Regions from separate parts of the Homo sapiens genome. Here all the other regions are linked to region 4. Evidence: chromatin loops called from intact Hi-C (ENCODE). Cell type or tissue: mammary epithelial cell. All regions are shown on one strand.

Region 1 (4,000 bases), 470 kb after region 4:
TGCAAAGGATTGGTTGGACCAGGTGCGCCATTTACATGGTGCTTGAAGAAGCTAGCAACCCCACCCTAATCTTTTATTATGCAGATAGGTTTGCTACCTGGCTGGTGCCATGTTGCCTGTTCCCTGACTGTACATGTGGTGACAAAGAAAAGGGAAGATGGAGCCTCCATGTTGGATATGCCTGGCTCCTAGGTAGCCCTTTTCTATTGGCACAGCTGCCAGCATTTACCTCTGCAAGGTTCTAGCTTGCTTTTCTACGTCTGCTGCTTGATTTTTCAGGCTGCTCTTTGTTAGAAATGATTTTGGAGCTGCTTTTTTATTAAAAGGGAAACCTTACTGAGGACTCGCTTGCCCTCACTAACAGCCTAAACAATTTCTTTTAAGCTCCTGTATCAGTTGCAGCTGATATTTGTACAACTACCTTCTGCTCCTACTCTTTGCCGTGTTCTCTTTGCTCTCCCAAGCTGGTCTTGACTCCTTGCTGGGCGTGAGGCAGGAGAATAGGGTCTGGAAGCAGGGAACTTAAGGCCAATTCGTGCTGAATCAAGGAAAAACACCAAGGTCTGGGGGCAGGGAATCTGAGGCCAATTCACGCTGACTTCCCAAAGCTGGATCAAAAGGAAAACACCTGGGTCTGGGGGAAGGGATCCTAAGGCCAATTACTGTAAATATCCTAAAGCTGAACCAAAAGGAACCCCCCCTTCCCATCTCCTCACACCAGAGTAGCAAAGGATCAAAGGCTACTCTCCCTACAACTCTCCCCCATCTACCACATCTCAGATGGAAAAGGAAAGTGCCCTGGATTGGCCGAGGGCCTGGCAGGGACCATCGCTTCATCTACATAGGGCACCAATTCACCTCAGCCTTTAATTAGCCAGAGACCAAATCCTTCATCTATAAGCACCTCAAAAGGAGTACTTAAAACCCAGAAAACTTTGCAACTGGGCCCTTGAGCTGCTTGCTCTGGCCCATTCCCACCCTGTGGAGTGCTTTCTCGCTTTAATACATTCCTGCTTTTGCTGCTTCGTCCCTGTGTTTCATTCCTTTGTTACTTTGTGCGTTTTGTCTAATTCTTTGTTGAAAACACCAAGGACCACCACAACTTACACTCAAGTGCCCTCCTGATAACAGGTGGATAACCCAAACCTTCATGCCTGAAGGGTTTGGGGCACTTTCAGTGCTGCCTGTGGTGGTGGTGTTTTCTATTAACTTTAATCATAGAGCATAGGATTACTTAGTCTCCCGCCCAGGAAATCAGCTGCATCCTAGACATACTCTTCCTTAACATCATTATGTAGTCAGGATAACTTGATAGTTAGGATTAATCACCCCTGCCAATACAGTAAGCCCCTTCTTTACCTGTTAATTCACTGGCATGAGGATCCTAAGGTGGCCAAACGGCAGTCTCAACCTCAAGTTTAATGGACTCATTGTCACGCCCCTTGATGCAAACATTCCTACTTTTGGGATTAACGCTACACCGGTGGTTCTCAAGTGAGGACGATTTTGCTCCCCGCAGAGGACATTTGGCAATGTCTGGAGACATTTTGGGTTGCCACAACTGGGGAACAGCTGCTACTGACACCTAGCGGCAGAGGCCAGGGATGCTGCCAAGCTTCCTACAATGCGCAAGACCGTCCCCAATTATCCAGGCCGAAATGACAATAATGTTACGGTTGAAAAAGTCTGCTCTAAACCAGCAGAGCCCAAAGTTGTGGAGATAGGCAGCAAACATTATTCTAGGGCATCACTAGGAATAATACAGAGAGGACCTACTCCCACTTGGAAGCCTTGATTCCCAGACCCTGTGTATACTGGCTATGGGAGAAACAGCACCATGTATTGGTGATTGTTGATTTATAGCACATACTCATAAGGTATTATATCTAGCTCATACTGGAGCTGAGTTATCACAGGCCATTTCACCATTTTAACATGCCAACTGCTTTATTTTATTTTGGTAAAAGAAATATAAAATTTGCCATTTCAACTTTTTTTTTTTTTTGAGACGGAGTCTCACTCTGTTGCCCAGGCTGGAGCGCAATGGCACCATCTCGGCTCACTACAACCTCTGCCTCTCGGGTTTCAGCGATTCTCCTGCCTCAGCCTCCCGAGTAGCTGGGATTACAGGTGCCCGCCACCACGCCTGGCTAATTTTTGGATTGTTAGTAGAGACGGGGTTTCACCATGTTGGTCAGGCTGGTCTCAAACTCCTGACCTCAGATGATCCACCTGCCTTGGCCTCCCAAAGTGCTGGGATTACAGGAGTGAGCAACTGTGTCTGACCAGCCATTTTTAAGCATATAATTCATTGGCATTAGTTACATTCACATTGTTGTGCAACCATCACCATTATGTATTTCCAAACTTTCCCATCACCTCAAGCAGAAATTCTGTCACTTTTAAGCAACAATTCCGTTTCACCCTCTCTCAGTCCCTGGTAACCTCTAATCTACTGTCTGTCTCTATACAATTCCCTATTGTAGATATTTCACGTAAGTGGAATCATACAATATTTGTCCTTTTGTGCCTGGCTTATTTAACTTAGCATACAGTTTTCAAAGTTCAGCTAGTATACAAAATTCAGTTCTGACAGCATGTATCAGAGCATCATTCCTTTTTATGGATAAATAATATCCTATGTGTATATCACATTTTATCCATTAATCAGTGGATGGACACTCGGTTTGTTTCTACCTTTTGGCTATTGTGAATAATGCTGCAATTAACATGAATGTACAAATATATGTTTCAGTCCCTGTTTTCAATTCCTTTGGGTATATACCTAGGAGTGGAATTGCTGGGTCATATGATAATTTTATGTTTAGGCCATCTGCTTTATAATAATAGGGAATTTCACTTTTCTATTGCTATAGAGGACAGCAAATTGGCCTAAAACTTTGTGGTTAAAAAAACAAACATTGATCTTCTTTATTATTATTATTATTTTTTGAGATGAAGTTTTGCTCTTCTTGCCCAGGCTGGAGTGCAATGGCGCGATCTCGGCTTACTGCAAACTCCGCCTCCTGGGTTCAAGCGATTCTCGTGCCTCAGCCTCCCAAGTAACTGGGACTACAGGCATGCGCCACCACACCCAGCTAATTTTGTATTTTTAGTAGAGACGGGGTTTCACCATGTTGGCCAGGCTGGTCTCAACCTCCTGACTTGAGGTGATCCACCTGCCTCAGACTCCCAAAGTGCTGGGATTACAGGCGTGAGCCACCACACCTGGCCCAACATTGATCTTCTTATATCCTCTGTGGGTCACGAATCTGCGAGCTGCTTAGCTGGGTGGTTCTGTCCCACAGTTTCTCACGGGATTGCTGTCGAGATGTCTTCTGGCTTGCTTAGTGCTGGGAGATCTGTTTCCAAGGTACCTCACCCACATGGCTGGCTCTCCACAGGCTGCCTGAGTGATTCATGACATGGTGACTGACTTCCCTTCATGCAGATGATTCAAGAGAATAAGGCAGAAACTACAATGTCTTCTTATGACCTCAGAAATCATGCATCATCACTTTTGCCACATTGTATTTGTTAGAAATAAATAAGTAAATCCTATCCACATTAAAGAAGAGGGGACTAAATCTCCAACTTTTGCAGGGAGAAGTGTTAAGGAATTTTTGAACACATTTTAATATGACCACACCATCCACTGATTTTTTTTTTTTTTTTTTGAGATGGAGTCTCACTCTGTCTCCCAGGCTGGAGTGCAGTGGCGCAATTTCAGCTCACTGCAACCTCCGCCTCCCGGGTTCAAGCGATTCTCCTGCCTCAGACTCCTGAGTAGCTGGGACTACAGGCGTGCGCCAACCCGCCCAGCTAATTTTTGTATTTTTATTAGAGACAGGGTTTCACCATTTTGGCAGGATGGTCTCTATCTCTTGACCTTGTGATCCACCGGCCTTGGCCTCCCAAAGTGCTGGGATTACAGGTGTGAGCCACCACGCCCAGCCCCATCCACTGATTTTTAAAAATTTCAGTATTATATTTTTTATTT
Region 2 (4,000 bases), 840 kb after region 4:
AGCTTGTGGTTGTTTTTGTGTGTAAAAATTAAAAATAAAAAGCCTTTTCCCTTCCTCATAAAAGCAAGGTATAGTAATTAATCTTTTATAATATCTTGTTTGTAACTCTTTCTGTCTGTTTCTCAACTTTGGAGACAGATAGGTCACAAACCTATATGTGCCATCTAGGGGTATCTAGTGTAGACACACAGAATTTTTTTTTTGTTGTTTTGAGACGAAGTCTCGCTCTTGTCCCCCAGGCTAGAGTGCAATGGCGTCATCTCAGCTCACTGCAACCTCTGCCTCCTGGGTTCAAGCAATTCTCCTGCCTCAGCCTCCTGAGTAGCTGGGATTACAGGCGCCTGCCACTGTGCCTGGCTAATTTTTTTTTTTGTATTTTTAGTAGAGATGGGGATTTCACCATGTTGGCCAGGCTGGTCTCAAACTCCTGACCTCAGGTGATCCACCCACCTTGGCCTCCCAAAGTGCTGGGATTACAGGCGTGAGCCACTGTGCCCAGCCTTTTTTTTTTTTTTTCTTTTAATCACAGTTCTTAACAAACTTCCATAAATACCCAAAAGGGGAAAAGAAATTTGAGAATATGAAAGAGGTTAATAAATAGCCAAATATGTCAACCATTGAAAGGACACCTATTTTTATTTTAGATTAAACCACTGATTTGCAACTTTTATTGAAATAAATGTCATTTGTTAAAAACAAGGTTAATTTTGTAACTTGATCTCAACTTGTTTTTTTAATAGCAGTTAAATTTTTACATAAAACATTGCAAAACTTCAACTAAAGGCTGGGCGTGGTGGCTCACGCCTGTAATCTCAGCACTTTGGGAGGCTGAGATGGGCAGATCACGAGGTCAGGAGATCAAGACCATCCTGGCTAACATGGTGAAACCCCGTCTCTACTAAAAATACAAAAAATTAGCCAGGCGTGGTGGTGGGTACCTGTAGTCCCAGCTACTTGGGAGGCTGAGGCAGGAGAATGCGTGAACCCGGGAAGCAGTGCTTGCAGTGAGCTGAGATCGCGCCACTGCACTCCAGCCTGGGAGACAGAGTGAGACTCCATCTCAAAAAAAAAAAACAAACAAAAAAAGCTTCAACTAAAGAACAAATAAAACATTCAGACACAAGTTGACACTTTAAAAATTCTATAGATTTCAACAAATAATGAATGACTGTATATTAATTTATATTAGTCCTGTGGTCAGAATACATTTTCCAGTTAAAACATTTTTAATACATCTTCTGTACGGCACGGATAGCTTCTAGTGGGAATTAGTGTATAGTCTGTTCTTGATGAAGACAACACTAGACAGATGTTGCCTGATATCTGGATAATGCTGAATGTGACAAAACCAGCGAGACGCATTAAGATATTTCTTCTTTTCTTGAACTGTCAGGTCAACTATAAAGCGATGAAGTCCATAGTACAATAGGATATCTGCAAAGGTAGTTATATCCTGTAAGGTAGACTTTATCTTCAAGATATGAAATAAGATCCTTCAACAGGGTGTGGGCTGGGCATGGTGGCTCACGCCTGTAATCCCAGCACTTTGGGAGGCTGAGGTGGGCGTATCACAAGGTCAGGAGATCGAGACCATCCTGGCTAACATGGTGAAACCCTGTCTCTAATAAAAAAAATACAAAAAAATTAGCCGGGCGTTGTTGGCGGGCGCCTGTAGTCCCAGCTATTCGGGAGGCTGAGGCAGGAGAATGGCATGAACCCAGGAGGCAGAGCTTGCAGTGAGCAGAGATAGCGCCACTGCACTCCAGCCTGGGTGACAGAGTGAGACTCCATCTCAAAAAAAAAAAAAACTAAAAAAAAAAACCAGTGTGTGGCTATCATTTTTACTGGAGTGACTCTGTATTGTAACCATTGCTGAACTATTGCTTTTTCTTCTGCAGTACTCCCTAGCAAATATCCTTTGTTAGCTTGCTTGACTAGATGAGCTGCTATAGTAGTCAATCCTGTTAGACTTGGACCATTGTTTGTTTGAAGAACCAGAATCTGTCACTCATCCTGAGCACTTTATTTATTATTCCCCTTACTCAGTCCCAGGGACTTCTCTAGTAGTGACAACTTGGCGGCTGCTGCCATCTTCTGGCGGTAGCTCCTGGAAGAGACCAACGTTTAACTTTTTGAGAACCTGTCAAACTGTTTTACCAAGCGGCTGCACCATTTTACATTCCTATCAATTATGTACAAGGGGTCAAATAACTCCAAATCTTCATAAACACTTGTTATTGTCTGTCTTTTTGATTACAGCTATCCTACTGGGTGTGAAGTGGTTTTGGCTTACATTTCCCTAATGACTAATGATGTTGGTCATCTTTTATCGTCCTTTTTGGCCACTTGTATAATATATTTTTGGCAAAATGTCGTTCAAATCCTCTGCCCATTTTTAGACTGGGTTGTCTTTTTATGTTGAGTTGTAAGACTTCTTCACATATTCTGGATAACAGACTCTTATCAGATTATTTGCAAATCTTTTCCCCCATTCTGTGAGTTGTCTTTTCACTTTCTTGACAATACCTTTGAAGCACAAAATTTAAAACTTTTCTCCAACTTATCAAATTTTTTCCTAGGTTCCTTGTGCTTTAGGTACCATATTTAAGACATCATTGCCTAATCCAAGGTTATGAAGATTTACAGCTATGTTTTCTTCTAAGTGTATAGCTTTACTCTTTTTTTTTTTTTTTGAGACGAAGTCTCGCTCTTGTACCCCAGGCTGGAGTGCAATGGCGTGATCTCGACTCATTGCAACCGCCGCTTCCCAGGTTCAAGTGATTCTCCTGTCTCAGCCTCCTGAGTAGCTGGGATTACAGGCGCCTGCCACCACGCCTGGCTATTTTATTTATTTATTTATTTTTTGTATTTTTAGTAGAGATGGGGTTTCACCATGTTGGCCAGGCTGGTCTTGAACTCCTGACCTCAGGTGATCCGCCTGCCTTGGTCTCCCAAAGTGCTGGGATTACAGGCGTGAGCCACCGCGCCCGGCAGCTTTACTCTCATATCTGGGTCTTTGATGCACTTTAATTTTTGTATATGGTGTGTAGTATGAATCAAGATTCATTTTTTCCATCTGAATATACAAATATTGCAACACTAACTGTTGAAAAGATGCTTCCCTCCTTCATTTGCTTTTGCAAGTTTGTAAAACAACAACAAAATCAACTGGCCTCACTCTGTAACTGAGGGCTGCACATATTGTCTTCCTTCCAAAGAGTACAATATGGAAAGTGGGGAAATGTAACATCATAGTAGAGAAATCTGACAAACACTATCTCAGTTAGGTGATCAAGGTTGACATCAGCAGCGATAAGTGATACTGTTGATAAGTACCTTTGATATGATGTGATGAAAATGACACTTTATGATCTTCCTTCCTGAAATCCATATCCCCAGGCTAATCATGAAGAAACATCAGACAAATTTCAGTTAAGGGATATTCTACAAACTAATGCAGTGGCTTGCACCTGGAGTCCCATCTGCTTGGGGGGTTGAAGCAGGAGGACTGCTTGAGCACAGGAGTTCAAGGCTGCAGTGAGCTGTGTTTGTGCCAATGCACTCTAGCCTAGGCAACACAGCAAGACTCTCTTAAAAAAAACTGAATAAAGTATGAATTTTAATTACTAATAATGTGTTGATATTTCATTAATTTTAACAAATGTACTATACTAATGTAAAATACTAATAATAGGGAAACTGGATGTAGAAACTGGGTATAGGGTATGTGGGAAATTTTTGGACTATCTGCAGTTTTTCTGTAAATCTAAACTTTATTATTATACTTTAAGTTTTAGGGTACATGTGCACAATGTGCAGGTTAGTTACATATGTATACATGTGCCATGCTGGTGTGCTGCACCCATTAACTCATCATTTAGCATTAGGTATATCTCCTAAAGCTATCCCTCCCCCCTCCCCCCACCCCACAACAGTCCCCAGAGTGTGATGTTCCCCTTCCTGGGTCCATGTGTTCTCATTGTTCAATTCCCACCTATGA
Region 3 (4,000 bases), 600 kb after region 4:
GCACTGTCTCAGCTCATTGCAACTTCTGCCTCCTCAGTTCAAGCGATTCTTCTGCCTCAACCTCCTGAGTAGCTGGGATCACAGTTGCTCACCACCACGCCTGGCTACTTTTTGTATTTGTAGTGGCGACGGGGTTTCACCATGTTGCCCAGGCTGGTCTCGAACTCCTGACCTCAGGTGATCTACCCGCCTCAGCCTCCCAAAGTACTGGGATTACAGACGTGAGCCACCGCACCTGGCCTACTTTAGTATTTCTTGCATGGCAAAACTACTAACAACAAATTCAGTTTTTATCTCAACTGTCTGTATTTCTATTCATGTTGAATGGATAGTTTGCTTGGATATAGAATTCTTGACTGACGGTTTTTCTTTCAGTACTTTAAATATATCATCCCATTGCCTTCTTACCACCATAGTTTCTGAGGGGGAAAAATTAGTTGTTAATGTTACAGAGGATTTTTACTAGGCAATGAGTCACTTCTCTCTTTCAAAACTCCATCTTTGGTTCTGGTTTTCCATCATTTGATTATGATGTTTCAGTACAGATCTCTTTGAGTTTATCTTATTTGGAGTTTGCTAATCTTTCTGCTTAGGTAGACTGTTTTTTGTCAAGTTTGAAAAGTTTTCAACCACTATTTATTCAAGTATTTTTCTTCCTCTCTCTTCTTCTTCTCGTACTCTCACCGTGTGTGTCTGTATGCTTGAGGTTGTTCCACAGGTCTCTGAGATTCTGTTAATTTTTCTTCATTCTATCTTCTTTTTGTTCCTCACACTGAATAATCTCAATTGACCTATATTCAGATTCACTGATTTTCTTCTACCTGCTCAGATCTGCTCTTGAGCACCCTCTAATAAATGTTTTGTCTCAGTTATTGTACTTTTCAATATAAGAATTTTCATTTGGTTCATTTTTATCATTGCTATCTCTATTGACATTATTTGGTCAAACATCATTCTCATACTTTTGCATTTATACTTTTTTAGCTCATTGAATACTTACAAAACAGCTTACAGTTTTTGTCTAGTAAGTCAAACATCTGGTCTTTCTCAGGAACATTTTGTTTTGATGCTCTTTTTTTTCTTGTGAGAGATACACTGTCATTTCTTTGCTTATGTCATAATTTTTTGGTAAATACTAGACATTTTAAATAATATAATGTGGTAACTCTGAAAACCAGTTCCTTCCCCTTCAATGGTTTGCTGTTGTTACTACTTGTTGTAGTAGTTGTTTAGTGAGTTCTCTAAACTAATTCCGTAAAGTCTGTATATTTTGTGATATGTGGTCACTGAAGTCTCTACTCAGTTATGTAATGGTTAGACAATTATTGGACAGAGACTTTCTTAACCTCTCGGAACCAGTAAATCTCCCAGTCTTTGCCGAGGTGCTTGTGTGTATGGTGGGGCACACCTTCAGCACTCATTCAGGCAGTTTACAACTAACTCTGCCTTAGCCTTCACTTCTTGTTTGTGGTCTTTGCTGAGCATGCAGAGCCCTATGCATGCATGTGACCTTTTAGATTCCTGTAAGTATGTTGAAGGTTTTTCAAAGGCCTTATGGTCATCTCATTCTTTAGACTTTCCTTTTAAGGTTTTTGGTCAGTCTGTTGTTTGCTTTGAATGTTATTTTTTGCTTTAGGCAGCTGTGACATTAAAAAACATGCCTGTGAATATTTTTAATAAGTATCCCCTGGAAAGAGGCATTTAGCACTGGGAAAGCTGTGACTCAGGTCAAATAAAGACAAGCCTTTCCAGCAGACTCCACTGAACCCCAAGAAAATCTCCACTTATCAAATGAAGAAACAGAGAACTGGAATTATGACCATGTAGAAACAAGAATTTGGAAGCTGAAAAGACAATGAAGTCATATGAAATGACGTAGCAAGTGGTCACCAAAGTATATAAAATGTATTTCAAGTTTTGATGCCCAGTCCAACCCTTCTGTGGCATCTCTTTCCCCCTGACAATAAGGACCAGAGGTGAGAAAAACAAACTAGGAGGCAGTCTTCAACCCTGGTCTGAGGGAACTGTAGCCAGTGACACTTTCCTGGTCCTCCATTTCCTCATTTGTAAGATGATCTTAGAGGCTCTTTCCAGCTTTAAAGTTTTAAAATATACCAAAATAACTGTTTTTCCAGGGCAGTGCTGTGTGAATTATTTTTAAGTTTTTTTCTTCATCCCCAAATTTGTTTAGTGGCATTTGGTAAGTAAATTTATAAAATCTGTAAAGGGAAGAATTAGAGAAAAGAAAAAAAGATTAGAACTCTTCAAGAGACATTACTTTGGCACCACCTGCTGGATAGCTTTCACATTTTTTCCTGTGCATAAACTTCCATTGCAGCTTCTTGTTTTTTCAAAATGATTTTAAGGAAATACTGTCAAAATTATTTACATCTGAAATCAGATATAAATCAGGTCAGCCTCTGACCAGATGTAAATATCAGGTCACCTCTGTTAATGTAGCTGTACATTCCCTATCACTTAAGGGGCATAAAACTTGCTCTGGGTAACTTCATCTTAATACAAGTGAATCAATCCTGGAATGTGTTTGAATTTCATATGCCATTTGTTTCAATTGAGTCTCAGTCACCCCTCAATCATTGCTGTACCTTTCACATTAACCTTAGCTGCCTCCTGAAGGCTATGCACCAGGCACTTTAGATACATTGTCTTACTTAACCTTCTCTAACAAGCAAACAGCACTTTGTTAACCGAAACTCCTCTCTCCTCAGGACTTCGAGGACAACCCTTCTAGGATGATTCCCACCAGTATTATACCAGCCTTGCCACCTGCCAGGATGGTAAACTATCAAATTATTTAACCTCTCTCTCAGTTTTCTAATCTATGAACCAAGGGAACTAATACTTCATTGGCTACTGTGAGAATACAGTGGTTACCAAAGCCTGGCACTCTGCAAGTGCTCCCAAGTCTGCCAAAATGGTCATCAGTCTTATGACAACAGCCCTTCCTTTCCCTCTGGGACTATCCATCTTGTCCCTCTCACTCCTCACATGTCAAAGGTGGGAGAATGTCCATGAAGAAAATTCTCCATGTCCCATCTACTTACAGCAAGATGGATTTTTTAAATTAATTAAGATTAAGCTGTGAACCAAGACACACTTTTCTAGATTTTCTGATACATAGTCTAAGGCACTATTATTATTATTATTATTATTATTATTATTATTATTATTGAGAGTCTCGCTCTGTCGCCCAGGCTGGAGTGCAGTGGCACAATCTCGGCTCACTGCAAGCTCCGCCTCCCAGATTCACGCCATTCTCCTGCCTTAGCCTCCCGAGTAGCTGGGACTACAGGTGCCTGCCACCATGCCCAGCTAATTTTTTTCTATCTTTAGTAGAGATGCGGTTTCACTGTGTTAGCCAGAATGGTATCGATCTCCTGACCTCGTGACCCACCCATCTCGGCCTCCCAAAGTGCTGGGATTACAGGTGTGAGCCACTGCGCCTGGCCAAGGCACTATTATTTTTACATATTTATGTTGAATATGTTTCTTAGAAAATTAGGGGTAAAAATTAGGCCCTAGGGTATGGTGGGTCCGCAAGATGGAAATAAACCCCGGGTGTCTGAGGGACATGTGGAGGAGGGTGGCCCTTCCCACCTCTATACCTACTGAAGAATTGTCACATGAGCAAGAAATAAACTTTTTGTCTTAAGTTTCTGAAAGGCTAAAATCAAGTTGTGACCACAGCCTGGCTGAGCCTCAACACTAACCATGTATGCCACCCCAGTGCTTTTCCACTCAATCCTTTCTCTACTTTTTTTTTTTTTTTTTTTTTGAGACGGAGTCTCGCTCTGTCGCCCAGGCTGGAGTGCAGTGGCCCAATCTCAGCTCACTGCAAGCTCTGCCTCCCGGGTTCACGCCATTCTCCTGCCTCAGCCTCCCGAGTAGCTGGGACTACAGGCGCCCGCCACCACGCCCGGCTAATTTTTTGTATTTTTTTTTTAGTAGAGACAGGGTTTCACCATGTTGGCCAGGATGG
Region 4 (4,000 bases):
CTTGTCACTTTTGGGGATGGGGGGTTGGTGTGTTCTTCACCTGTCTGGTCTCTACTTTAACAATAATATCTACCAGCACAGAGGGCTATGCCTGGACCCCCAGCTTTGCCCACAGGAGCGGTCTGGGCCAGCCCATCTAAGAGTCCAGAGATGAGATGAGGCCGCCCGGTGAAAGCCAGTTCCCCCATGTGTGTGGCAGCACAGTGCAGGAGACACAGTGTGACCCCTGGAGCTTGACAGGCTCACATCCCAGCTGTGTGGTCCACTAGCTGTGTGATGGCAAGTCACTTAGATTCTCTGTGCTTCCTCATCAATGATAAAATGAGGAAGATAAAACCTACTTTGCTGAGTTATATTGAGCATTAAGCATAATCGATGAAAAGCACCCAGCCCAGTGCAGGAAACACAGCAGACACTCAATAAATGGTTTTCCCCTCTCAAACGTCTGGAAGGCAGCCAAGGGCAGCAGGGAAGGCAGGCGACAGGGAGCCTCAGAGGTCTAGCTTCAAGTTCAGATCCTAAACTGCAAGCTCTACGTCTTATCAAATGGAAATGATGATGCCAACTTGGGAGGACTGACACGTGCAGGTTCCAGGGAAGCCCTGAGCTGGCCAGTCCCATGACTCCTACTAACCCTTGCCCAGTGCCATCGTAGCCACCTCTACCACCCTGTTTTTAACCCAGAAGCATCCTCCGGTCTCCCAGAGGAAAACCAGCCAGAGTGTTTACTGTATCATCTGCTGCCTCCTCCACCCCTTCGGAAGCCACTGTATGTTTACTGAGGGTAGGAGGACTGTGCCTTCCTCCTTGCAACTGATATCCTTTCTACCAAGGAAATGACGAGATAGTGTGGTCTCAATCTAAAGCAGGAGTTAAGGTTGGGCATGAGGAAGAACATCCCTGCCGAGGCATCTTATCTGTATAAACCTAACTCTTCCCATGCGTCTGTTAAGACACAGACAGTTATCTGCAAGACTGTGATCCCACTGAGTCTGAAGGTGGGAGATTAGGGCTGGTGACCTTGCAAGCTCCTAGCAAGGCTGGGGACCAGTGGGTCCTTCTAGGATAAATGTTCACAAACAGCCGTGGAGATTCCGCAGGGACCCACCAACTCCGGGGCCGCCCGAGAGAGCTGAGCTCACTCGGAAGTACAGGAGGTCGAGGCAGGCGGCAGTGTAGAGGTCGGCATAGCGCATCAGCTGGCTGGAGAAGAGTGTCTGGCGGAAACCGCAGCGGAACAAGCTGCCCATGGTGCTGTAGCACAGGTCCAGCTCCTGGGTGACCCTCTGGCCAGAGGGGCAACACACTGAATTGAAATCCCAGCCCGCTTAGGCCTGACCTGGCCTACTCCCTTTCTGGGCAACCCTGGCCTCTCTGGGCCTCTCACCGGGGGACATTGAAACCTGTGACTCTCTGTAGGAAGGAGCAGCATGTTGTAGACCCACAGGCTGCACACTTGGCTTTTGGAGGTGGGGCAGCTCCTCACTTTGCCACAGGCCCCGCTGCAGCTTTCCATCACAGTTACCTGCCTGGCCCTGAAGATGGACCACCCAGGACTAAACCCACAGCTTCATTTACCATCTGAGTCCAACAGAGGACTTGGCAAGGCGACACCCCCAGCCTCGCTCCTACTATCCTGGCAGGCCCCACCCCGCCACCAGGCCCTGTTTCCTGTCTGCTTTTAGAGCCTAGAGAATGGTTCCAACATTTACTCCCAGGATGACCTCTCTCTGAGCCTCAGTTTCCTCATCTGTAAAATAAAGGTGACAATCCCTGCTCCATCCACCTCTTAAGGCTGTGGGGAAGATCAAACGGCTGTGCTTTGTAAAAGGCTCTGCAAAGACCCTTTGTGATCGGCCCCAGCTGGGCTTGGGATGACCAAGTGACCTGACTCCCTCCACCTGGCTGACCCATGGGCACCTCCAGCTTTTTGGTGGCCGGTCAGTAATGCCACAAGGGAACACTGTCTTTTCTTCTCTTTTCCAAGGACCCTGGGCTCACTGGCCCTAAATCACATTTCCTATCAGAACTGGCTAGTCAGTCAATAAGGGCCCAGCTAGCACGCAGGCACTTCCCGGGCAGGGTGATTGGCAAAGACTGTGGGACTGGAGGCAAAGCCTGCAAATCAGGCTCAACTCAGCCCTTCAAGAGGGTACCGCTGCCCTTTGGAATGTCGGCCAGCAGAGGGCGCTGGCTGACAAGGCAGGTGGAGCCCAGGCGAGGCTGAGGAGAATGGGGTAACTGGGCCTTTGGCACCGAGGACAAAGCCGACAGGCAAGCAGTGGGGAAGTGAACCCGGCTCCGCCCCTGCTGGGCCTGTCCCTTCCCTCGCCACCCAGCTCCCACCTGGATCTCTCTCTTGGTGAAGTTGATGACTTGCAGCTCACAACTGCTCCCATCCATGTGCCTGGTACAAAAATAGCTAGGTGACCCAGGGGAGGCACAGAGCCTCCGAGTGCCAGGACAGTCTCCTTAGACCCCAGCAGGGGTCGGGTGGGGGGACACCGTGCGGGCATCCAGTGGGGGTGCCGGGCTGGGTGTGTGCATGCGTGCGAGGGCAGGTCCCTGAGTGCTGGATAGGTTCAGAGGAAGGGCCTAGAGGTCACAGAGTGTGAGCAGTCCCAAGGGGGTGAGAGGGGTCCCCACATTCAGTTTGCTAGGGAAGCCCAGCCTGAAACAGATCTTGATGTTCTGACAACCTTGGCCGGGACCTCGCCGCCAGGCAGGGATGTGAGCCACTGCCCCTCCATACCTCTCCCTGCCCCATCCCACCCCCAGAAAGGCCAGGGTCTCACTGGTATATGTCTGCCAGGTGCGTGTCCAGTCTCTTCAGCTCCTCCAACCGCTCTGAAAAGCCACCAGGGGTCAGTGGGGGTGAGTGACGGCCTGTGTCACCCACTGGCCCTGCCTGCCTGTGTCTGCCCTGGCCCAGCGGAGGACTTGCACACCCTGAGCTGTGTGCATAACACCCCTGGCCCCTTACATCACGTGAGACTCTGCCCAGACTGAGGCAGGGACAGCATAGGCCCCGTAGGCCCCATGGGACAGGTGAGGGAGTCAGGTGACCTTCCTGAGGTCACACGGCAATGACTCAAACCTAAAGCCTCAGCTCTCAGGACAAAGCCCAAATTGTGTGGGCTCACACAACTCCCTGCCCTGGAGGATGACTTCAAGTCATACCTGGGTGGAAGGTGTGTACCTTCCACTCACTGAACATCCTTGGGGTGGGTGGGGAGGGTGGGGTCAGGTGCAGGAGGAAGGCACCGCCTGCAGAAACACCACGGGATTCTTGGGTCAGGAGAAGTGGATTTGACTCTCAGCTTTCCCCCTACTGGCTGTGTGACTTCGGGCAGGCCGCTTAGCCTCTCTGGGTCTGTATGTCTTTGTCTGTTTCCTCCCTCAGAAACAACAGAGTGGCCAGGATTCCTGGTCACAACTACTAACCCCCCACGGGAAAAAGGAGAAGGCAGTGCTGGGGCCTCTGCATGGGAGGCCAGTGCCCCTCTGACTGTTCCAGACCCCAACAGCTCACCCTTCTCCTGGGCCCAGATGTCCAGCTCCCAGGACAGCTCAGGAACCACCAGGCAAGTCCGCCAGCCCTGACGCTTCTTGGACTTGAGAATGTCCCCAAAAATGTGGTCCCCAATGTACAGGATGTCCATCCCCCGAACCCCAAGCAGCTCGCACACCATGTCCGAAGAGCCTGCCCCACCAAGGGGAGGACAGACACTCGTTTGCCCTTCCTGCCTTGGGGTAGGTGACTCGGGGCAGGTGAGGGGCCTGGGCTCCTAGTCGAGGGAAGGAGGGTGCCCAAGGAGTGATGGGGCATGGTGGGAGCTGGTACCTCCAGAGTAGACAGCACAGTGCTGGTGGGGCCCTGTGTAGGTGCCCACGTGGAGCTTTCCTGAGTCCTGGAGGGGCAGAGGGGTGCCCTGGAGCCAGGAGAACCACATCTTTGGTCTCTAGCTAGGGAGGGTCGCAGGGAGCTGGGAGTGGCAGA
Region 5 (4,000 bases), 100 kb after region 4:
TTTCGAGACCAGTTTTTCAGGACTCTGGCCATCTTTTGCACATGTTGGTTGGGAGGTTGGGAGGTGCTAGGCGGGCAGGAGCTCTGTGACAGTGGCCTTAGTTGTGTCCTAATCCTCCCCTCATTCTTCACATGACTAGCTATATCATAAATACTTACCCCAGGTCCCAAAGGTGTCTCTATGATTGGTAATGGGGCCACAACCCAGTTCCTGCTACCCAGGAGACTGAGGTTCAGGTTTCCTGCCCTAGTGAAGCATCCCCATCAAGCTCAGCATGGCCTGCTGATTCTCCTGGAGATGGAGGCAATTCAGGTACAAGCCTGGATTTCTGAAGAACCACTCTTGGTGCTTGCAGAGCCACGACAAGTACCAGCCACACTCCTGCAACCTTCACACCTTATGAGAAAACAGCACTTTATGCTTCTAATCTATCTATCTATCCATCCATCCATCTATCTATCTATCTATCTATCTATCTATCTATCTATCTATCTATCTATCTATCTATTTTTTTTAAATGAGATCTGAAGAATCAAGGCCAAAAGACCCCTGGGTGTTTCTCTGTAGGACCTCTTTTTAAGGAGGGAAAAACCTGAGTAAATTAAAGTTCGCAGCCCTAGGGCGGTGGCCCAAGGCAGTGGAGGCCCACCGCTGGAGGTATTCATTGGAAAAAGCAGTGGGAGTGGAGAATTCTGTCTCGGAGTAAGCTGTCCACAAGTCTGCTCGGAGGCTGTGACTCACTCTGAGGAAAAGGAGTGCCCTGTATTCTGGAGGAGGCTGCTTTCTCCAAACAGGAGATCTGTGGCCAAGGAAGGAAATGAAGCAATCCAAGACTGATCAGCAGCCGTGGGGCAGGCAGAGCTAGACGTCCACACCACCCCCAACTCTTTGTGCTTAATATTTGCCCTGTGCCCCCAAGGAATAAACAGCACTACAGAACTGGATTCTGGTGAGAAGGGAATCAGGCCCTATCTTGGGCCCTCTCTGGACCTTTGTTTGCCCATCTCGAAGGTTAAGGGGTGAACTGGACAGGGAGGAAACTGGCAGCCAACTCATGTCCCAACTCAGCCTGTGGCTGCATTTTATCTTACTCACAGTTAGAAAAACAATTCAATTTAGGTGCCTTTGCACAAGGCTCTTTTCTCCAGTTCGGCATAGCCACTACCATTTCCTGCCATCTTACCCTAAGTCAGCTTCACAAATTCAGGCTCCCTGCCTGCCCTTTGAAGTTATTTGAAATGGCAACTCCAGCACTAGCAGCAACCAAGTCCCTTCCAGCTCTGGGGTCCCTCCCGAGGATTCTATGCCTCGGAGAAACAGGGAGTAGAAGCAGGGTGAGCAGGCTGCTCTGGAATGAGAAGGAGATGATCCTTAGTCTCAGGATGCTACAGAGGGTGAGTGTGGCAGCATGCCAGGGCCGAGCATCTGCCAGGCAGCACCATCACGGCTTAGGGAGAACTCAAAAACAGCCTTTTTTTACAGCCTCCTGGTGCATCCTGTTTCTCTGGTGCTGCTGCCACCAGCAAGTGGGCACCATGCCCACCCTGCAGTGGGCAGTGAGGGGGCTAGGTGCCCATCTGTCCCGTCTCCTAAGCAGGTGCTGGGAAGATGGCGCCTGAGCTCAGGCTGCCCTCTGCTGGGTGAGCATAGAAGCTGCTGTGGGGTCTGAGACCACAGAAAATCCCACAGGGGAAGGAGGCACCCCCTCTCAGATTCTCCACATTCGTGAGGTGGGAATGGCTTGATTGTGGGCTGCTGCATCCCTGCCGCCTTCCAAAGAAGACTCAGTCTCTAGGAAGGTAGTCTCAGGTCCTGTAAGTCTGCATTTAATTAAAATCCCTTTCTTTTTTCTTTTTTGTTTTGAGACAGAATCTCGCTCTGTCACCCAGGCTGGAGTGCAGTGGTGCAATTTCAGCTCACTGCAACTTCCGCCTCCTGGGTTCAAGTGATTCTCCTGCCTCAGCCTCCGGAGTAGCTGGGACTACAGGCACCAGCCACCATGCCCAGCTAATTTTTGTGTTTTTCCTAGAGACAGGGTTTTACTACGTTGGCCAGGCTGGTTTTGAACTCCTGACCTCAGGCGATCTGCCAATATCAGCCTCCCAAAGTGCTGGGATTATAGGCATGAGCCACCGTGCCTGGCCCCAAAATCCCTTTTCTGACATAGGGCCTAGCACGACGATGTGCTCAGTGAATATATATTGAATAAATAACTAGGCCAGCGGTTACCTACGGTAGAAACTGCTTCTGTCTTGTTTGGAAGGGCAACTTTATTGTTTTTCTTCCTCAACTTCCTCTAACAGACGCTAACCCCTAATGTCTACTCGGGGTCCTGCCTGGCTCTCCCAATTCCAAGCTGGTGCTCTGGCCTGGGCATCTTCCTCCAGGCTCCCCGGGGCATGGCTTCTCCTAGTTCCTCAGCCCCAACCCAGGTTCCTGCTGAGATGAGCACAAATCCCCCTTTTCTCTCATCATTTCCTTCTGCCTTCCCTTTGAACACCTGGATTCTTGTTCCACCTTGAGCTCACTGGACTTAGAGATATTCTCTCCTTCCTGAGGCAGCCACAGGGTGTTTCTAGCCCACTTCACTATTAACTGTTGTTACTTGACACATGGGCACGTGTCCATGGGGTGGGGTGGGCAGCAGGAAGGGCTGGGAACTTCTGGTTTCTAGGAGGGAACTCTGGGGCCCCCCTAGGGTTGTCCTGGGATAGGACCAGGCCCAGTTTGGGGCTGGGGTAGGGCTGCATGAGACTGAGCTGAATGCCCCATCAAAGATGAACGTTTCTTCAAGCATATTTCAGGCGTTCTCACTTAGCTCTACACAATGATCTCACCAGATTTGGGGAGGGGGAATGGGGCTCCCTCAGGTTTTTCCTATTATACCTATTTCTCTTCCAATTTATATTTCCTAATCAACAATAGAGATCTGTTTTTGATTAGCTAGATGAGATACATAGGAAAAATTCGGCTGGGCGCTGTGGCTCACACCTGTAATCCCAGCACTTTGGGAGGCTGAGTCGGGTGGATCACAAGGTCAAGAGTTCAAGACCAGCCTGGCCAACATGGCCAACATGGTGAAACCCTCCCCCACTCCCGCCCTGTCCCTACTAAAAATACAAAAATGAGCCGGGCATGGTGATGCATGCCTGTAATCTCAGCTACTCGGGAGGCTGAGACAGGAGAATTGCTTGAACCCCGGAGGCAGAGGTTGCAGTGAGCCAAGATTGCGCCAGTGCACTCCAGCCTGGGTGACACAGCAAGACTCCATCTCAAAAAAAAAAAAAAAAAAAGGAAAAATTCAAAGAGCTATAGAGTCAGTAAAAAGTTTTAGTTGCCCCACCCATTCCTCCATTTCCCTTGCCCAGAGACAGTCTGCTGCCATTTTCTTGTGGATCCTTCTAGAAACAGTATCATGAACATAGTTATATGTATATAGGCATGCATTCAGTCAGTATTTGAACACCTGCTATGATTCAGTTACTGTTCTTCTATAAAACATATAAAAATCCTTGTTCTAGAGAACCTATATTCTAACAGGAGGCAAGGAGTCAGAGAATAAATGAGGTAAATCAAATATATGACATGTTAGATGTTGATACATGCAATGGAAAAAACTTACACAGGGTAGGTGAGTTGGGGTGTGGTCCCGAGTGCCTTTCCCCTGGGCTGCCTCTCCTCACCCTGAGAAACCTGGGGCCACACAGCTGGTGCAGCTCTCAATTCTGGTTTCTCACACGCAGGAACCCCACCCTGCCCTGGTGAGTCACGCCTTCACTTGGCTTCCTGATGTTGGAGGGCAGGCCTCCCTTACTGCCTCAAGGCTGTTCATCATCTTCAGCTTATATCCTGGGTCAACGTTGATGACTACTTTGCTGGCTTTAATTAAGTGGTCTATGGGCCAGGAGAATAAGGATCAACATCATCTGGGGACTTGTCAGAAATGCAAATTCTCAGGCCCCACCCCAATACTACTGGATCAGAAACTCTAGGTTGGGGT
Region 6 (4,000 bases), 130 kb after region 4:
ATTGCCACAGGTATCTGCGTATCACGGCACCCTGACTACCAGTCCAGGCTTGCTGCCCATTCCAGTAATTTGTACTCACTTTGTCTCTGATGGTTAAGTGCCTCCACCTGCCTCTGCTATTTCAGAATCCTGTCACTCCCATTAACCCTAGGGAGCCCAGTTCAATGGCATCGTATCTCACTGTCACTCCTAGCCTATGGAGACTCCACCAGTGAGTTTCCCATTGATACCAGAAGCTCCCTCACTAGTGCACTCTACACTACATCTGGGGTAAAGGGCCATGATGTCTGCAACACATTCTCAAATTGTTCAGGGAAAAAAAATGTTAAGAACAGAGAGAGGCCGGGCACAGTGACTTACACCGGTAATCCCAGTACTTTGGGAGGCTGAGGTGGGAGGATTCCTTGAGCCCAGGAATTTGAGAACAGCCTGGGAAACATAGCAAGACCCCTACCAAAAAAAAAAAAAAAAAAAATTAGCTGGGCATAGTGGTGTATACCTGTGGTCCCAGCTATGTGGGAGGCTGAGGCAGGACGATCACTTGAGCCCAGGAGGTCGAGGCTGCATGATCACACCACTGCTGTTGCCACCCTGAACAATAGCAAGATGCTGTCTCCAAAAATAAAAGAACAGAGAGAAAGAAAAGCAATGAAGCAAATAAAGCAAAATGTCCACAGGAGGAAAATCTGAGAAAGGAGATTTTATATATATATATAACGATTTTTTTTTTTTGGCTGGGCATGGTAGCTCATGCCTGTAATCCCAGCACTTTGGGAGACAGAGGTGGGCAGATCACGAGGTCAGGAGTTCGAGACCAGCGTGACCAGCATGGTGAAACCCTGTCTCTAATAAATATACAAAAATTAGCGGGGCGTGGTGTTGCAGCTACTTGGGAGGCTGAGGCAGGAGAATCGCTTGTACCTGAGAGGCGGAGGTTGCAGTGAGCCGAGATCACGCCATTGCGTTCCAGCCTGGGCGATACAGTGAGACTCTGTCTCAAAAAATAAAAACAACGTTTTTTTAATCACCTTTCCAAACTTTTCCACAGTAACTAGGACACTTGTGTTTTCTACATCTTGTGTCAAATATGATCCTTAGAAGTTCAGCAGGAAATATTTTTACTAGAGTGGCATGCAGTAGCCTCCAGACAATTTCTGATTACATTCCTTTCTGATTTCTAAATGCATCTGTTTTTAACCTTTTACTTTCTTTATCTATTCAGTCTCCTGAAGGGTGCATATAGTTTATCCTGAAAGAAGCAATTTGAGATTAATCCTTTCAATCATCTTTTGCCTTGTTTTTATTTCCTGTTTTATTCACATCAGGTTTTAATTTTACTAATTCCTTCTAATTTTTGTACCTCAAGAGAGCTCAGACTTAGATAGATCAAAATCTGTTTCATAATACACTCTCATCACCATTCTATACATACCCTGCTTTCATTTATTTTGTGTTCTTAAAAATATTATAATAAACATGTGTGTAATCAATGTCCAACCTAAGAAGTAGAAAGAATAAACTATTATCTTTAAAATACAGGGCTATGGACTTATCTGCACATAGCACCATTCAGTTAATAACTAAAGTTATGCCACTTTTTGTAATGACTCCCTTTTTACAGTATAATGACTCCCCAAAAACACACTAAATAAGTACACTGTAAGAAGTAATACTTGACCTTAGGGTTTCCAGCAAAGACACACCCCAAAATCTCCATGCGCAGTTCCCAGCCGGAGGCCTCACGTGGAAGCAGCTGCCTCTGGTCTGTGTGGGACAGCGCCACCTCCTGGTCGGCGGCAGAGCCAGCATCTTAATTCCATGCATGCTTCCATGCTAGGAAACGCCCTTGCTTAGCCTTAATTTTGTTTCAAACGTATTTGGGGTGCCATAAGTTTATTTTCTGTAAAGTTTGAGGGCACTGTAATCATGAGCTCCCAAAAGACTGAAAAATTGGTGAGGACAATGGTGCAAGATGAAAAATGCCCCTTCCCCGATGGTCAAGTCCTGAGTTCCTCTTTTGGGGAAGGCAACATATCTACATTACACGAAGTTCTATGCACATAATATTTATTTACATTAAACTTGTTGGGCTGGGCGCTGTGGCTCACGCCTGTAATCCCAGCATTTTGGGAGGCCGAGGCAGGTGGATCACGAGGTCAGGAGATTGAGACCAGCCTGGCCAACATGGTGAAACCCTGTCTCTAATAAAAATACAAAAATTAGCCGGGCGTAGTGGCGCGTGCCTGTAGCCCCAGCTACTCAGGAGGCTGAGGCAGGAGAGTTGCTTGAACCCGGGAGGCGGAGGTTGCAGTGGGCCAAGATCATGCTACTGCACTCCAGTCTGGGAGACAGAGGGAGACTCCGTCTCAAAAAAAAAAAAAAAATTGTTGTTTACTACTGACATAAATATGTTTTCTTTATTTGGTTGATTTTTTTTCTATTAAAATTATTCACGTGTCTTGGATTGAGATAAATGATGTATTTTCTCATTAAAATTAATAGAAATATTTTTTTCATATGCAGGTTTGTCACTTAGCAGCAAAGTTTTTAGGAATAAATTAGTCATTAAGTGAAGGATAGGTATAACTTCAAAAGAAAGGTACAAATATCTAAATGATGGCAACAAAAGAATTAACATTAAAATGTCAATCAATCCAAGACTAACACATAAAAATTAATCAAAAAGAGTAAAAACTTTTAAAGACCACATGAACTAGCATGATTCAAAGTAATTAGGAATAAATAATACAGCAAAAATAAAAATAAAAACTTGGCCAGGCGTGGTGGCACATGCCTGCAATCCCAGCACATTGGGAGGCCGAGGCAAGCAGATCACCTGAGATCAGGAGTTTGAGACCAGCCTGGCCAACATGGCAAAACCCCATCTCTACTAAAAATACAAAAATTAGCCGGGTGTGGTGGTGGGCGCCTGTAATCCCAGCTACTTGGGAGGCTGAGGCAGGAGAATCGCTTGAGCCCAGGAGGCAGAGGTTGCAGTGAGCTGAGATTGTGTCACTGCACTCCAGCCTGGGCAACAACAGCGAAACTCCATCTAAAAAAAAAAAAAAATTAAGCTTCCTACAAACTGTTGAAGTAATACATAAATTAATTGTCACAAGATTTCAAACAATACAAAGAGAGTGTGAGAACCCCTTGAATATTTCTCTTGTGATTTCAGTTCCCCTCCCAATCCCAAATGAACTCGGGCACAAACAAGCATGCAGAGTTTGGAATGTATCAGCAATTTTCCTCCAAAATGTGTGTACCATGAACAATAGCTTATGAGGTACCTATTTTTACACTTTCTACTTATTTTAATTTTTTTTTTAAGAGATGGGGTCTCACTATGTTGCCCAGGCTGGTCCCAAACGCCTGGCCTCAAGCTATCCTCCCACTTTGGCCCCCTAAAGTGCTGGGATTATAGGTGTGAGCCACCACGCTTGGCCCTATTTCTACATTTTCTTTTCTTTTTAATTTTTCTTTTCTTTTTTTTTCTTTTGAGACAGAATTCTGCTCTTGTTGCCCAGGCTGGAGTGCAATGGCGCAATCTTGGCTCACCTCTGCCTCCCGGGTTCAAACAATTCTCCTGCTTCAGCCTCCCGAGTAGCTGGGACTACAGGCATGTGCCACCATGCCTGGCTAATTTTTGTATTTTTAGTAGAGACGGGGTTTCTCCATGTTGGTCAGGCTGGTCTCGAACTTCTGACCTCAGGTGATACGCCGGCCTCGGCCTCCCAAAGTGCTGGGATTATAGGTGTGAGCCACTGCGCCTGGCCTACATTTTCTTTTTCTTTTTCTTTCTTTTTTTTTTTCTTGAGAGAGAGTCTTGCTGTGTCACCCAGGCTGGAGTGCAGTGGTATGATCTCAGCTCCACCTCCTGAGTTCCAGCAATTCTTGTGCCTCAGCCTCCTGAGTAGCTGGGATTACAGGCATGCACCACCACATCCGACTAATTTTTGTACTGTTAGTAGAGACAGGATTTCTCCATGTCGGTCAGGCT
Region 7 (4,000 bases), 54 kb after region 4:
AGAACTCCAACTTTGGCTGGGTATGTGGCCCATCCACTTAAAAACCACATTTCCCAGGGATGGGGGCCAGGGAGAAGGGAAAGCTCTTCTTTACCAAAGAATGCCAACTAACGGATGTACAAGGAATGAGAGAAATAGAAAATAATTTTACAACCACCTTCATAATAACTGATTCAGGTGAGATTCATTAGTAGATACTAAGGCCATTGGCAGAAAGACTGTGGCAGCATGTGACATTCACACAATCTCAAAGCATCGCCACCCCCGACCCCCAGAGAATGCATTCATTCCAAGGGGAAAAGACACTTCCACAATGGAGAAACCTGGCAGACACCGCCTTTGTGGGCTGTGAAGCAATCATATCTCAGCTCCAAACCCTACCCTCTCTGCTCTGCTGTGACGCTGGGCTGGGAACCTTCCAACATTTGCTTGCCAGGGGCTCCCCTGTTTCGCTCTGCTGAGACGGCGAGGCTGGAGAGAGGAAAAGGAACTTCCTCCGGCTCGCCTCCTGTTCCCGCAAAGGGTGACCTCACATTTCTTCACTCTGATAGCAGCAGTTCCTTCCTTTTTTTTTTTTTTTTTTTTTTGTTTGAGATGGAGACTTGCTCTGTCGCCCAGGTTGGAGTGCAGTGGCACAATCTCGGCTCACTGTAACCTCAGCCTCCTGAGTTCAAACGATTCTCCTGCCTCAGCCTCCTGAGTAGCTGGGATTACAGACACCCGCCACCATGCCCGGCTAATTTTGTATTTTTAGTAGTTTCACCATGTTGACCAGGCTGGTCTCGAACTCCTGACCTCAAGCGATCCTCCTACCTCAGCCTCTCAAAGTGCTGGGATTACAGGCGTGAGCCAGCACGCCCGGCCAGCAGTTCTTTCTGACATAGCAGTTGGGTGCTGTGTGTGGTTCTTCAGCTCTCACCAAACCAACCCCTTCATGCACCTTTTCAAGTCACCAGCTGCCTGCCTGCCCTCCTCAGCAGCCAGGGCCCAGGCCCACAGGACCCTTCCAAGCCAACACAGCAGCTCCAGCCAGGGAGTGACGCTTCCTCAGCTCTTATAGCCTCAGTGATTGCTACCTCCATAACACCTTAATGTTTGTTTCTTGCCACTTCAGTTACCTGGTTAACACTTTACACCTAGCTAACAACTCTCATTAAAGGCTCTGTTAAAATAACTCAGATTTCTGTCTCCTGACTGGATCCTGATGCAGAAATTGGAATCAGGAGTGGGATTTATATGCCACCCTCTGGCATGGAAATATATCTTACTAAGGCATCCAAATTCCTTGCTATTAGTGATGTGAACACCTTAATATCACCAACAATGAGACAACTGATATCTCTGGGTCCTTGGGTCTCGAAGTCGCAACCACATGTTGAGGATGGAACAAGATAGAAAGAGTCTGTGTTTCCATCCTGATGACCATGGAGCCACCATAATAGGCCTGGGCTTCTTTTATTTATGTAGGAGAGAAATAAACTTTCTGTTCTTTGTTATTGCAGTTTTCTGTCACTCGCAGCTCAATCTAATCCTAATTAATATAGGGCATTTAAAGGCAAATTCACCAAAATTAAATTTATTTTAGACTTAAGAAATGAAGTTACAGTGAAGGAAAATTACTTGTCACACCACAGGCAGGAAAAGGTACCTTAGAGAATCAATGTCAAGTGGAATATTACCATGTCAAGAAAAATTACATATATTTATATGGAGAATGAGGTCAGTTAATAAACACTATGAAGTGCTTATGAAGTCAGGCACTACACACATTACATGCATTATTTTATTTAATCCTCATGAAAATCCTCTGACATAAGGCACTGTTATCATCACCAGTCCTTAGACAAGAGGACTGAAGGTTGGAAAGATTAAACAACATCCCATGCCATGCAACTTGTAAGTAGTAGAGATGGAATCAGAACTCAGGTAGGCTGAGTTAATCAACTCAACTTAATCAACTGACATTAAGATCTCTGCCACCAGTGGAAACTTAGAATGTAAAGCCTTGCCAGGTGCAGTGGCTCATAGCTGTAATCCCAGCACTTTGGGAGATCAATGTGGGCCTATTGTTTAAGCTCAGGAGTTCAAGACCAACCTGGGCAACACAGAGAAACCCCGTCTCCACCAAAAATACAAAAATTAGCTGGGCATGTTGACGTGCACTTGTGGACCCAGCTACTTGGGAGGCTGAGGTGGGAGGACCACTTGAGCCTGGGAGGCAGAGGCTGCAGTGAGCCAAGATGGCACCACTGCATTCCAGCCTAGGTGACAGAGTGAGGCCCCCATCTCAATTAAAAAAAAAAAAATTTAAACCCTTTCTCTATGTGAGAAAGTAATTCTACATGAAACAAGACAACCAGTATAAAAAAAAAGATTCTAAACAGAAGTTACTCTGACCAAATCTCTATTCCCAAGCTGACAGTTTTTCCAAAAAGCTGGCAAGGCCAACCACATTTAGGCTGACGAAGAGCTTGCCAGAAGCCAAGATCTTAGCTAAAAGAAAATTAACCTCCGTTCCAAATCAATAAGGTACACATAAGGTCCATCACAGGACTGTTCAACTAATGGACAATATCGATTATTATTCCCAGAACACGGCCCCCCAAAATTTTCAAATTAAAATTTAATTCAATAAAGGCTTCTAGAAAAAGAGATCAATAGGCACTTATTCTTATGGGCTGACATGAGATCTCCAATGGGCCTTGTATACAGCACAGCTCTCCCCGGGATTTCCAAAGTTCTATTATCTTCAGTGCTAAACTAAAAAGTACTAGTTCACATTAGGAACCAAACTGGCAACTGGGATGCCAACTATTATTTTGCAAAGCAGGACACAGTTAGTTGAAAATTGTATTTTTCCAATTAGCACAGCAGGAAACACTGCTGAGACATTCATCCCAAGCCTGCAATTAGAGAACATTTGCTTGCTTCTAGAAATAGAATGAATGGGAAGTAGAGACCTGCTATCTAGGTCTTCGGCAATAATATCCTGGGAGGGGAGATCTTGCTACCATTTCAGCAGTTCCCAGAAAATAAGCATCTTGCTCCTTTTAATAAATGCAGTATCATTCTCCAGTGCACCACAGTGTGTTAGGAAGAAACTAAGAAATCCAGCAACAAAAGGGGTTTACACAAAACCCTTATCATTAGAAAGGTAAGTACAACTGCCGATGAGCAGCTCTAATGTTTTATTTTATAGTTGTTTTAAAAATCTATTAATAGCTGGGCACAGTGGCTCACGCCTGTAATCCCAGCACTTTGGGAGGCCAAGGCAGGCGAATCGTGAGGTCAAGAGTTTGAGACCAACCTGGCCAACATGGTGAAACCCCGTTTCTACTAAAAATGCAAAAATTAGCTGGGCATGGTGGCACGTGCCTGTAGTCCCAGCTACTCGGGAGACTGAGGCAGGAGGATCGCTTGAACCTGGGAGGTGGAGGTTGCAGTGAGCCCAGATCATGCCACTGCACTCCAGCCTGGGTGACAGAATGAGACTCTGTCTCAAAAAAAAAAAAAAAAAAAAAAAAAAAAACCATTAATAATGTCTCAAAAGTCTCCACCTGTCACAAAAGGAAGTTTGGGCTGAGCACCTCCACAATCTCCAGCTAGCTGGCCTTCCCTGGCTCTTCAAATACAGTACTTCATTGTATGTGAGGCAAAACAATGGAAGCTTGAAGAATTTAGATCTCTCTCAAGCAGAGGTAAAGATAAGGCAGAGAACAGTGTTAAAAAGAGAAACAACTTTCACACCATGGGGTATCAGTTCAGTAACCTCATCAAAATTTGGAGCACTAAATTAAGATTTTGGTGTGAGCCAAGAGAAAACCCATTGGTTACTAAGATATTTGCTCTATATACCCCGCACAAACATTACAATGGAGAAAGGGTTTTCATAGACTAGGCATCCCCATACCATTAGATTTTACAGAGGACACTACAACTCAGCTTTAATGAATAAGTCTAACTTTGTACCTTTGGTCTTTAAGCAGCTTTATATTACATG

Evidence for each region. Hi-C counts contacts between places; a loop is a spot of excess contacts. Peaks named below come from ENCODE experiments on the same cell type or tissue, not always from the same donor. Only the 100,000 strongest peaks of a DNase experiment are listed, where the experiment ranks them.
Region 1: it touches region 4 in a loop (5-fold over the local background); 2 of 110 quality-filtered maps call a loop at or near these places.
Region 2: it touches region 4 in a loop (19-fold over the local background); 2 of 110 quality-filtered maps call a loop at or near these places.
Region 3: a loop joins it to region 4, with 10 times the contacts of the local background. A loop is called at or near these places in 2 of 110 quality-filtered maps.
Region 5: it touches region 4 in a loop (15-fold over the local background); 89 of 110 quality-filtered maps call a loop at or near these places.
Region 6: a loop joins it to region 4, with 9 times the contacts of the local background. A loop is called at or near these places in 87 of 110 quality-filtered maps.
Region 7: a loop joins it to region 4, with 4 times the contacts of the local background. A loop is called at or near these places in 6 of 110 quality-filtered maps.

Annotation. Positions count from the first base shown.
Region 1 is chr2:112,257,203-112,261,202 of GRCh38, reverse strand. No RefSeq gene overlaps it. Among named protein-coding and RNA genes, the nearest start is that of ZC3H8, 4.2 kb to the right of the region's middle. In mammary epithelial cell, a CTCF peak has its summit at 1,589 (motif pointing left); DNase peaks (open chromatin) are centred at 1,592 and 3,442.
Region 2 is chr2:111,886,005-111,890,004 of GRCh38, reverse strand. It overlaps the pseudogene EEF1E1P1. Among named protein-coding and RNA genes, the nearest start is that of ANAPC1, 3.8 kb to the right of the region's middle. In mammary epithelial cell, a CTCF peak has its summit at 2,092 (motif pointing left); no DNase peak of the experiment used is centred here.
Region 3 is chr2:112,120,151-112,124,150 of GRCh38, reverse strand. No RefSeq gene overlaps it. Among named protein-coding and RNA genes, the nearest start is that of FBLN7, 16 kb to the left of the region's middle. In mammary epithelial cell, a CTCF peak has its summit at 2,295 (motif pointing left); no DNase peak of the experiment used is centred here.
Region 4 is chr2:112,725,085-112,729,084 of GRCh38, reverse strand. It overlaps NT5DC4 (5'-nucleotidase domain containing 4), which reads right to left. Exons shown (of 17, transcript NM_001393655.1): 12 at 3,845-3,911; 13 at 3,533-3,703; 14 at 2,796-2,847; 15 at 2,347-2,407. Among named protein-coding and RNA genes, the nearest start is that of NT5DC4, 6.1 kb to the right of the region's middle. RefSeq lists enhancers at 1,552-2,270, 2,271-2,990. In mammary epithelial cell, CTCF peaks have their summits at 2,182 (motif pointing right) and 2,870 (motif pointing right); DNase peaks (open chromatin) are centred at 2,204 and 3,114; H3K27ac peaks cover 1,575 bases.
Region 5 is chr2:112,624,338-112,628,337 of GRCh38, reverse strand. No RefSeq gene overlaps it. Among named protein-coding and RNA genes, the nearest start is that of SLC20A1-DT, 18 kb to the left of the region's middle. RefSeq lists an enhancer at 3,719-3,858. In mammary epithelial cell, a CTCF peak has its summit at 1,632 (motif pointing left); DNase peaks (open chromatin) are centred at 787 and 3,767; H3K4me3 peaks cover 229 bases; H3K27ac peaks cover 4,000 bases.
Region 6 is chr2:112,597,992-112,601,991 of GRCh38, reverse strand. LOC124907869 (a long non-coding RNA gene) reads right to left here and starts at 2,133. Exons shown (of 2, transcript XR_007087193.1): 1 at 1,679-2,133. In mammary epithelial cell, a CTCF peak has its summit at 1,789 (motif pointing left); a DNase peak (open chromatin) is centred at 1,741; H3K27ac peaks cover 1,388 bases.
Region 7 is chr2:112,670,874-112,674,873 of GRCh38, reverse strand. It overlaps LOC102724955 (a long non-coding RNA gene), which reads right to left and starts at 575. Exons shown (of 4, transcript XR_001739643.2): 1 at 382-575. In mammary epithelial cell, no CTCF peak of the experiment used is centred here; no DNase peak of the experiment used is centred here.